Regions from separate parts of the Mus musculus genome. Here regions 1 and 2 are each linked to region 3. Evidence: chromatin contacts called from ENCODE POLR2A ChIA-PET data. All regions are on one chromosome and are shown on one strand. The core of a region is the stretch at or near the end of the contact, and the rest is flanking DNA. Distances in the headings are between cores, read along the strand shown. Region 1 holds the start of Slc27a1 (solute carrier family 27 (fatty acid transporter), member 1). Region 2 holds the start of Abhd8 (abhydrolase domain containing 8). Region 3 holds the start of Ccdc194 (coiled-coil domain containing 194).

Region 1 (2,886 bases), core at 196-2,695, 45 kb after region 3:
CCTTTGGGGAGCAACAAGAGATTCTGGGGTGCATTACGGTCTCTTGGGGGTGCTCCTGGCGTGCAAGAAAGGGTCATGTCGAGGGAGGATGGGAGCTGATGTGAGCCCTGGGGTAATGGGATGTGACTTGTTAAGGTTTGGGAGGTAGAATTGGGATTTGGGGGCTCCTTATCTCAAAGAGCTGCCTTTGCAGCTCTCTCCACCCCCGGGTGTGAATTTCGACTTTCTCGGAGTCTGGAATGCTGAGAAGCCTCGGGGCTTGGATCTAGGACAAGCTGGATCAGGCAAGCTCCAGCACAGGCAGGCGCTGGGCGGGAGTGGGTCATGGGCGCAGGGATGGGGATCTTGCAGACTTTCTGGGATTTAGCGGGACGGAGCCACACCCCTGGAGCCATAGCCCCGCCTTCAGCACCTGCTTGTTTTCACCGCTTGGTTGCCGTGGAGACTCGTAGGTACCCTGGGCTAGCCGCTCTAGCTTGAGAGTCTCGTTGGGTTGCGGGCTCTCTGGCCCGCGGTTCTTCTCGATGGCCTAAGCCTTCCGGAAGGGGGTCGGCCGGTGCGGAGCCGGGTTGAGGGGCTGAGAGCTTTTGGCCGCGGATTGGAAGGTTTGGGGCGGGACTAGGTGGGCCGCACGGACCGGGCCTCTCTGTGAACAGTGACTGTCGAAGCCTGGAGGCAACGCGGGAGGCTCAGGTAGAATCTGGGTCCCGAATGCCAGATAGTCTCGGGACTGTGGGCGGGCCCGCGCCTGTGGGCGGAGCCATAGGCATCACCTGGCGCGTAGCCCGGGTCAGTGCGGAGGTGCGGATGGGGGCGGAATGTTGGGACTGCTGAGGGCGGGGTCAAAGGCTTCACCTGTAGGGAGGGATTTGAGGGTAGAGTGATCACCTGTGAGCTAGGGGGGTGGGGTCACAGGCCTTCATCTGGAGGAGGAGCCTCGATCAGGTTGCCGGACTTTGATTTGAGGCTCCCAATGTGGGCGGAGAAAGAGGCCTCAGTTGGGGCGTGGCCTAATGATGAGGGGGATGATGGAGGCTGTCCTTGTAGGAACACCCAGCCTCTGAGGCCGGATAAGCATGAGGATAACAAGTGAATTTTGAGACACAGAGGAGGGATGAGGCGACATTAGGGCATGGCCTGGACCATTGGCTGCGAAGGGCCTAGGTGTGTGCGGGTTACTAGGCGACCCCAGGCTTGGAGGGCTGAAGCTCAAGGGTGGAGCTTGACCGTGGGGGTGTCTAGCCACGTGGTCAGTGCTTGGGGAAGGGGGGAGGTCTGGCTTTGATGGGCGGAGGATAAAGATTGATATGGAAGTAGCCAATCCCAGGCCTTGAGGCGGTCAATGTTAAGTAAACTGGTTGGATTTGGCTTTCTTGGTGCTTAGCTCAGCGGCGGCGGGGCGGGACCTGATACTAAGGTACACGCTGGGGGCGGGGCCAGGCTTGTAGTAAAAGCGTTTGGGTTTAGGCTACAGTGTGGAAAAAGAACGCGGCCAGGGTCTGTGACGTGACCTGGGCGGGATCAGGACTAGGTGGGAGGCGGTACCTGCGGTCTCAGCTGTGTGCTCCGCAGGATGCGGGCTCCTGGAGCAGGAACAGCCTCTGTGGCCTCACTGGCGCTGCTTTGGTTTCTGGGACTTCCGTGGACCTGGAGCGCGGCGGCGGCGTTCTGTGTGTACGTGGGTGGCGGCGGCTGGCGCTTTCTGCGTATCGTCTGCAAGACGGCGAGGCGAGACCTCTTGTAAGTAGATGGAGTTGAAATTTAGGGGTCGTGGATGCATGGCCCTCGGGCGAGCTAGAGTCTTGCAGGGTGGTGTGAGGGTCCCCTTATGGCCTGAATTTGGTTTTATTGTCTGGGCTGGGGCCAGAAGGTGGAATGACTGACTGGAGGGCTCTGCAGGGTCCTGCAGAAGACAGAACTCTGGGGGGAATTGTTAGGGTGGTCGTTTGCCACCGTTAGAGTGGGTAGCTGGTGGGTATTGAGAGTACTAGGGGTTCCGGTGGCGTGGTGTAGACTGTGAGAGGCTTCTGTGGGATTAGTGGGGTGACCCACTGTCCAGATTCTTGGAATGAACAGGTTTGGGGTGAAGGAGCATCTTGCGGAATCTACAGGACTAGGGTGTCTAAAGAATCTGTAGTGTTGGCCCCTCAGATAACATGTGAGTGTGGAACTTTGACTATTATTCAGGGTCGGTGGGACGGTCTCTATGTATGCACAGTGTATGCACAGCGTCTCTGAGGAGTCAGGGTGTGCAGGGAACATGGAGGCTTCTGGGGTAACCTTAGTGTTGATGGAATTCAAAGTCTCAGGTCAACCCTTGTGGGACCATCTGGGTGCCTTCACAGATCTTCAGGGAGGCAGACTGGGCATCGTTAAGAGTGAGGAAACAGGTTTATGGGGGTGGGGGCAGAGCAGAATGGTGTGGAATGGGGGGTCACAGACTTACTGGCTCTGAGCTTTCTTTTTTTCTTTCTTTTTTTCTTTTCTTTTTTTTAGTGGTTCTCACCTGCCTTTGCTTCCTGGATTGACTTTCTTTCTTCCTTTCTCTCTTTCTTTCTCTCTTTCTTTCTGTTTTTTCTTCTCCTAAAGAAGCAAAGAAACTTCATTTGAAGCAAATTAGTCATGTGGTCAGAGATGACACTGTGAGGAGTGACAGTCGCTCCCAAGGACTCCAGGTCTTGTTTTGGGAAATGGGCTCTCATGTAGCCCAGGCTGGCCTGGAACTCTTCATGGAGCCCAGGCTGTCCTGGAACTCCCGATCCTCTCCCTTTATCTCCCCTGTACTAGGGTGACACATGAGGTTGCTGCTGTGCCAGGGTGTAGCACAGGACTTTTGCATTCTGCCCACTGAGCCCAGGCTCAGTCTTTGCTTTACCTTGGGAGACA
Region 2 (2,875 bases), core at 49-2,548, 62 kb before region 3:
CCTTGCTCTGCCTTCCACCTCCGGAGTTGTAGCAGGTTGAGCATACAGGTGTTCCTAAGACCAAAGGGAACCTCGAACTCCCACAGTCCTCCTGCCTCTACCTTCCCAAGTGTTGGGGTGACAGATGTGCATCAACATGATGCCATTGGTTTGTTTTTGAAACAAGGTCTCATTCTGTCGTCCTGGGCTGTACACTGGTCTCAAACTCCTTGCAATCCTCCTGCCTCCACCTCTGCCAGTACTAGAATGACTAGTGTGAACCCCGATCACTGCCAACCTTTTACACGGGGTTTCATTCTGTAGTCCATGCTGGCCTCAACCTTGTGCCCAAGCTCCTGGGTGGTGAGATGACAGCCCATAAAGCCTGGCTCTTATTCTAAAATGTCAAAGTTCTTAGCTCAGGCCTCTAGTGTTAATCTGACTAGTGACGAATGAGGCGGGGGAAGGATGTTGGCCACTAGAACTCGGGTTGTATCCGGCTCCAGGTTCAGAAGAGAGCTAGAGCTGACTTGCACAGTATCGAGAACTGATGGAGGTTGCTGCCCTCAGCATCCTGTGTTCAAAGGGTACACAACCCTAGTGGCAGCCAGGAAGATAAAGGCAGAACCTGACTGGGGGCTCTGGGCCTCCATCCGGTTCCCTTGGCCACCCCCCCCGGTGTCCATGACAACCACAGGCGGTTACATAACTCCAGGGGATACCGGAGCAGCACACCCCCATTGTCTGAGGCATAGGGATGGGGCCAGCTTCGTTTTTCCATCACGGCCTGGGCGCCGCTGGAGTGATGGTCATTAAATACCCCGCTCGTGATAGCCCCGGATGCACTTGAGGGGAAAGCAGGCCTTGCTCCTCATTTCTAAGGCTGTGGAACCCCGACTGTGGCGGCTTCTCTAAAGCGCAGCGCCAGTCCTGTTTCCCAGCCCGACCCGCTTTTCCCTGGAGTTCGTCACCCCCGCGGTGGGGTCAAGGCTACCGGGGTTCCGCAGCATCCTAGCAGTACGAATGCGGAGCTTGGCGGTTATCCACCCCCGGCAGCGACACCCCCCACCCCTCAGTGGAGGCCTGGCAGCCTGGTGACTCCTCTCTCGGGGAACAGAGCCAGCTCACCTGAGGTCATCGAGGGGCCCGGGGCCCGAGGCAGGACGCAGGGGTCCCGGGCGGAGAAGCCAGCGTCCACCTGCAGGTGCCGCTTACATGGTGGTGCGGGGTTGGCCGCATTAGCGCGGACAGGCGCGGGCCCGGACGGTCAACGCAGGGGCATCCCGCAGCCGCGTAGCAAACCGGCCCTGTAAGTCCCACCCAGCGTGGGCGGGGCCTGGAGCAGATGGGCAGGCATCTCGGCCTATGGCAGCGGCGAGCCGTCTGGCCTAGATAACCGTCCAACCAGAGGCTTCTCTTCCCAGGATCAGCGCGCGGTCTGCAAGCAGCAGCCCCACCCCTGTGAAGAGTTTGGGGGGAATGAGGGAGGGATGGGCTAGAGCCTGGACCGAGAAGGGCTTGCAGTCGAGGGACAGCGAGTAGCTTGGGGGTGTGGTGGATGTGCTCTGTCTGGGACAGGGTCTCCTCAGCCAGCTTCTGCCTCCCGCAAGGCGGTATGCCCTCTGTCTCTTGACCTTCTCGTTCTGCACACTTCCAAATCTCTACACTTTCAGGTCGGGAAACAGACAAAACATCAAGGCAGGCATTTGAACCAGAGGCTGTGTCAGAAGTGTCAGAGCTGCTGCAGAACTAGCGAATGGGAATTGCATCCTAGTGATGGGGTCTCTGCTACACCAAGACTGAGCCCCAGGCTAACCTTCCCACCCTGGCGCGCTGTTCGCTCATGGGCTCAAGGTGCAGCCCAAACACTTGTCGCCATCCCTTCTACACACCTTCTACATACAATAAGTACTCAACACATCGCCTCAATTATTTGTAGGCACAACTAGCCATTTTACCATTTAGTTCATGGTAAGGACCATGAACTTCAGAAATGCTGGTGTGTACGGCTTCCTGTGGCTGCTGGCACGGCTGTCTGGACATCTTCTTTAAACAGTGGAGAGCTATGGAAGGTGTGTGAACAGGAGTCCAGATCTGAGCTGCGGGAAGAAAATTCCCCCAGGCCAGCCTGAAGGATTAAACTAACCAGAGCAAATTCACAACGCACGAGTTTTCGAGATTATGAAGAGCTGGAACTCAAGGACATCCGGGCCGCGCGCCAAGAGAAGTCTTGGCTGCGGGCGCCAAGAAGCTGCCAGCCCGCTGCGTGCCAGCTGCCCGTCTTCAATGAGGGCGGGTGAAAAGGCCAGCAGCCAGTTCTCCAGACTGCTGCCAGAGTCGTCACCACCACTCTGGGGCGCCCTCTACCAGTGGCCGAGGCGAAGAACTACAACTCCCAGAAGGCCAGGGGGACAGAATGTCATACGCACACGCAGGAGTTTACATTCGTTCGCCCTCTCCTGGTCATTTTGGAGAACTACATGCCACTGAGGACAGACATCCCCCAACCCCCACCCCACTATCGTCACCTGCAGGTGTGGAACTACAGCTCCCGGAAGGCCCCGCGGCAACAAGAACTACATTTCCCAGAAGGCATTGTCAAGGAGCCCAGAGTGTAGGAACTGGCATTGACCCGGACGACCGGACCATTGACCCGCCGCTGGATATGGCTTTCCTAGCCCGGTGCTTTGGGTGCCAGGCCTGCAGATCGGTGGCCCTATTGAGTGGCAGGTGAGTGTTCAGAGATACCCTGCTCCAGAATGGAAACAAGGGTGGTCTCTATAGACTACCATGCGTACTTATGTAGCGCCTTTTGTAAACAAGCTCTTTTGTTGCCCTGCCCATTACAAAGGCGGCTCAGAAAGTCATACAGCGTACATTCTCTGAGATTCACGGT
Region 3 (3,186 bases), core at 401-2,900:
ATCCGCCTGGGCCTCGCCCTGAACTTTTCAGTCTTTCACTACGAGATAGCCAACAGCCCCGAGGAGGCCATCTCGCTGGCCAAGACCACCTTCGACGAGGCCATGGCCGACCTGCACACCCTAAGTGAGGACTCCTACAAGGACAGCACCCTGATCATGCAGCTCCTGAGAGACAACCTGACGCTGTGGACAGCCGACAGTGCTGGGGAAGAGGGTGGTGAGGCTCCGGAGGAGCCCCAGAGCTGAAGCAGCCCACAACCGACCCGGCTCGCCTTGCCCTCCAGTCCCCAGCCTACAGAGAGGACTAAAACGGAGTGGGACTCTGCCCTTCCCAAACCCTGAATGTTCAGCCACACCTTGGAAGACTCCTTCGAAGGGGGCGCAGCTAAGCTGAAGCCACCAGGGCGGGGAATCCCACTCTTCGTGTAGCTGTCTGGTGGGTGTTCCCAACCTATCCCACCCCTGCTCTCTGCACCCCCTCCCCACTTCCTCCCCCTGAGCCTCCCTCGGGCACCTGTTGCTTCTGGATCCGAATAATCCAGGAGGCTCCCCACCCTGTGGCTGAGAACTGGACTGTGGCAAGGGCTGTGTGTGTGTGTGAGAGAGAGAGAGACTCTGTGTGTGTGTGTGTGTGTGTGTGTGTGTGTGTGTGTGTGTGTGTGTGTGTGTGTGGTGAGAGAGAGAGAGAGAGAGAATGAGAGGGAACACGTTTGCTGGGTGTGACCATGCTACCACTCAATAAAGTTGCCCTGTGACCAAAATAATAATAATAATAATAATTGTAAATCGCTATTTTTTTTGACATGTTTCAGTTTGTGATAGGACCTCCTGCAGCCCCAGACCTCTTTATGGTGCAGAGGAAGAGTTTGAACTCCTGATCCTGCTGCCTCTGCTAAGAGGACAGCAGAATGACATCATGAGTACTCCGAGTTGTGAGGCTGCGGAATCAAAAGGGTTAAGAGTCTGAGTGGATGACCCAGGAAAAGGGAGGTCCTGCTGGTACCACCCCAAGAGGCCAACTTTAGTCTCCTAATTACAGGTGACATAGTGTCTCTCTCTCAAAATAAGACTGATGGAACTTGGAGTGGGGGTGAGGCAGCAAAGAGAGATCCAGCACAGAATCTCACATAGCTCAAGGGCTTAGTGGATCAGAAGTTAGACTCCAAAAAGAACTGACATTATAGATGATAGGAGAAACTGAGGTGGTCCTGTACTTCCTCTCCGTCCGTTGGAGACCGGAGGACGCTGAGGCCCTAGAGATGGACAAGCAAGCTCTCTTTGTGGAACTTCTGGCTTCCCCCTGCCCCTACCTGGCTGTCTTTGCAGGCCTTGAGCGCAGCCTCCAACTCCCTCTTGTCGCCCTCTGCGCGCTGCAGCTGCCAGACCAGGTTCTCCTGGGCTTGCTCAGCTTCGGCCAGCCGTCGCCGCAGTTCTTCGACCTCGGGTGCCGAGTCTGGGGGCCGCACCGTGGCATTCATCTGCTCAGGTTCTGGACAACGGGGGCTCCGGGCCGTCGAGGCCGCCAGATTCCAGGCCACCAGGGCCCCTCCAGCCGCGGCGGCCGCCAGGAACACCGCAGCCCCGCACAGGGCCAGCAGTCGCCATGCGCGCCCCGGCTCCGGACCTGGCTCTGCCATCCCGCCGTAGCTCTGACCCCAGAAGGGCCACTCACACTTAATTGGCACCTTGGGGTTCCAAGGACACCCACGGTTCCGCCCCGTCCATCGGCGGCTTCTCGAGGGGTAGGGAAGGGCGCGCAGGAATCTCAATCTTCAGTCAGACTCTAGGAATGGTCTGGGGGACCTTTTACCAGACCCCTCCGAGCCCCAGGGTCCCCTGACCCCAGTGACTGGTGACAGTCAGGAGCCTATGGGGAAGAACTCCAAAAACCAAATCGAGTTAGGAAGATAGGGGTGGCAGGTGAGCTCATTCCGTTGATGAGGAAACTGAGACTGGGAGCTGGGAGGTAGCAAGGTCTCCACTGGCTGTGCTCGGTCTCATTCATTCCATGCAAGTGGGATACAAGGTTCTTTTAAAAAGTTGGGTTTTTTAAAACTGCATTTAATTTATTTTGTGTGTGACCAGGAGGAATTCGGGGTGGTGGGGGTGGGTGGTGGTTCTCCCTAGGTCAGAATACAACTTATCTTTCTTTCCGACTTGAGGGTCCTGGGACACCTTCAGTCATCAGATACTGAGAGCCCACCTTCATTTTACCGGAGTCTTCCCTGGCTGCCCCACATTCCAAGCTGAGCCTCTAAAAAACAAAGCCTCGAATCTTTGTTTCCTCCTGTATCCTGTGGCTACAGAGGCCCAGCACACAGGAGGAGGACTCATTCCTGAAAGAATGTGCACCTCATGTGTTAATGAAAAGGAAGTTGTGTGTGATAGCGCGTGCCTGGGGAAGGGGGAAGGGATGCAGTTAGAGACCAGCCGGGGCTATAGGAGTCTGCTGGAGGTTTAGCACTGATTAGAATATAAATAGGATGTGTTTACAGTAAGTGTACTCAAAGGCTTTAGGCCATGTGAGTGCCTCTGATCCCTGCACTCGGGTGGCAGAGGCAGGGGAATCTTGAGCCTAGTCTGAAAAGAGTAAAAACAAAATAAAAATATTAAGTTGCATAGAAATATGGAATTAGCCTGGGAGACTGCTAGAACAGGCAGCCCCAGCCAGCATGAACGGGGTTCCACCTCAGACCTCGAGGCTGAAGCAGGCGTTGCTTCCTGGGCCACCTGCTACTTCGGGCCTCCCTCGTGTCAGAAGGAGCCAATGTTTGAGAAAACACTGGGAGAATGATCCTGGTCACCGCCTGCAGATGGACCCGCTAGGAACGTCCCTCTACAGCTCAAAACACGCAACCCTGGCAGCTGCTTCTCAGTGACCTCCCTTGGTGAGGCCAGGGTTTCCCAGTCGTCAGTAAGAGAGTCACAGCCTTGTCCTCACAATGACAAAAAAGATGAGGGGAAGATAAAGAAGGGGGGGGCAAAAGAAAACTTGAAGGAAGGAAAAGGAAGGTGAGAAAGAAAATGAGAAATCAGGGCCAGGGAGGCGATGCCACACACCAGAGACACACAGCACAGCTTGCTTCCCGGAGGCCCCACCTCCAGCCTTCAACCACCAAGTGGAGCACAACTTTGAGGTTCAGGCCCAGGGTAAAAGTGGGAAGCAAAAATGAGAGTTTTCCCTCC

What was found. ChIA-PET counts read pairs that join two places held with the same protein, here RNA polymerase II (POLR2A).
Region 1: POLR2A ChIA-PET joins it to region 3 with 15 read pairs in embryonic stem cell. The contact joins the promoter of Slc27a1 here to the promoter of Ccdc194 in region 3. POLR2A ChIA-PET finds 5 or more read pairs at or near these places in 4 of 5 experiments (Patski and embryonic stem cell).
Region 2: POLR2A ChIA-PET joins it to region 3 with 15 read pairs in Patski. The contact joins the promoter of Abhd8 here to the promoter of Ccdc194 in region 3. POLR2A ChIA-PET finds 5 or more read pairs at or near these places in 2 of 5 experiments (Patski and embryonic stem cell).

The regions. Positions count from the first base shown.
Region 1 is chr8:71,569,149-71,572,034 of GRCm38, forward strand. It overlaps Slc27a1 (solute carrier family 27 (fatty acid transporter), member 1), which reads left to right and starts at 1,446. Exons shown (of 12, transcript NM_001357182.1): 1 at 1,446-1,740. The coding sequence starts at 1,574.
Region 2 is chr8:71,462,359-71,465,233 of GRCm38, forward strand. Abhd8 (abhydrolase domain containing 8) reads right to left here and starts at 1,299. Exons shown (of 5, transcript NM_022419.3): 1 at 1,108-1,299. The coding sequence starts at 1,117. Mrpl34 (mitochondrial ribosomal protein L34) reads left to right here and starts at 2,568. Exons shown (of 2, transcript NM_053162.2): 1 at 2,568-2,709. The coding sequence starts at 2,645.
Region 3 is chr8:71,524,075-71,527,260 of GRCm38, forward strand. It overlaps Ccdc194 (coiled-coil domain containing 194), which reads right to left and starts at 1,651. Exons shown (of 4, transcript NM_001370849.1): 1 at 1,311-1,651. The coding sequence starts at 1,637. It also overlaps the pseudogene Gm7850.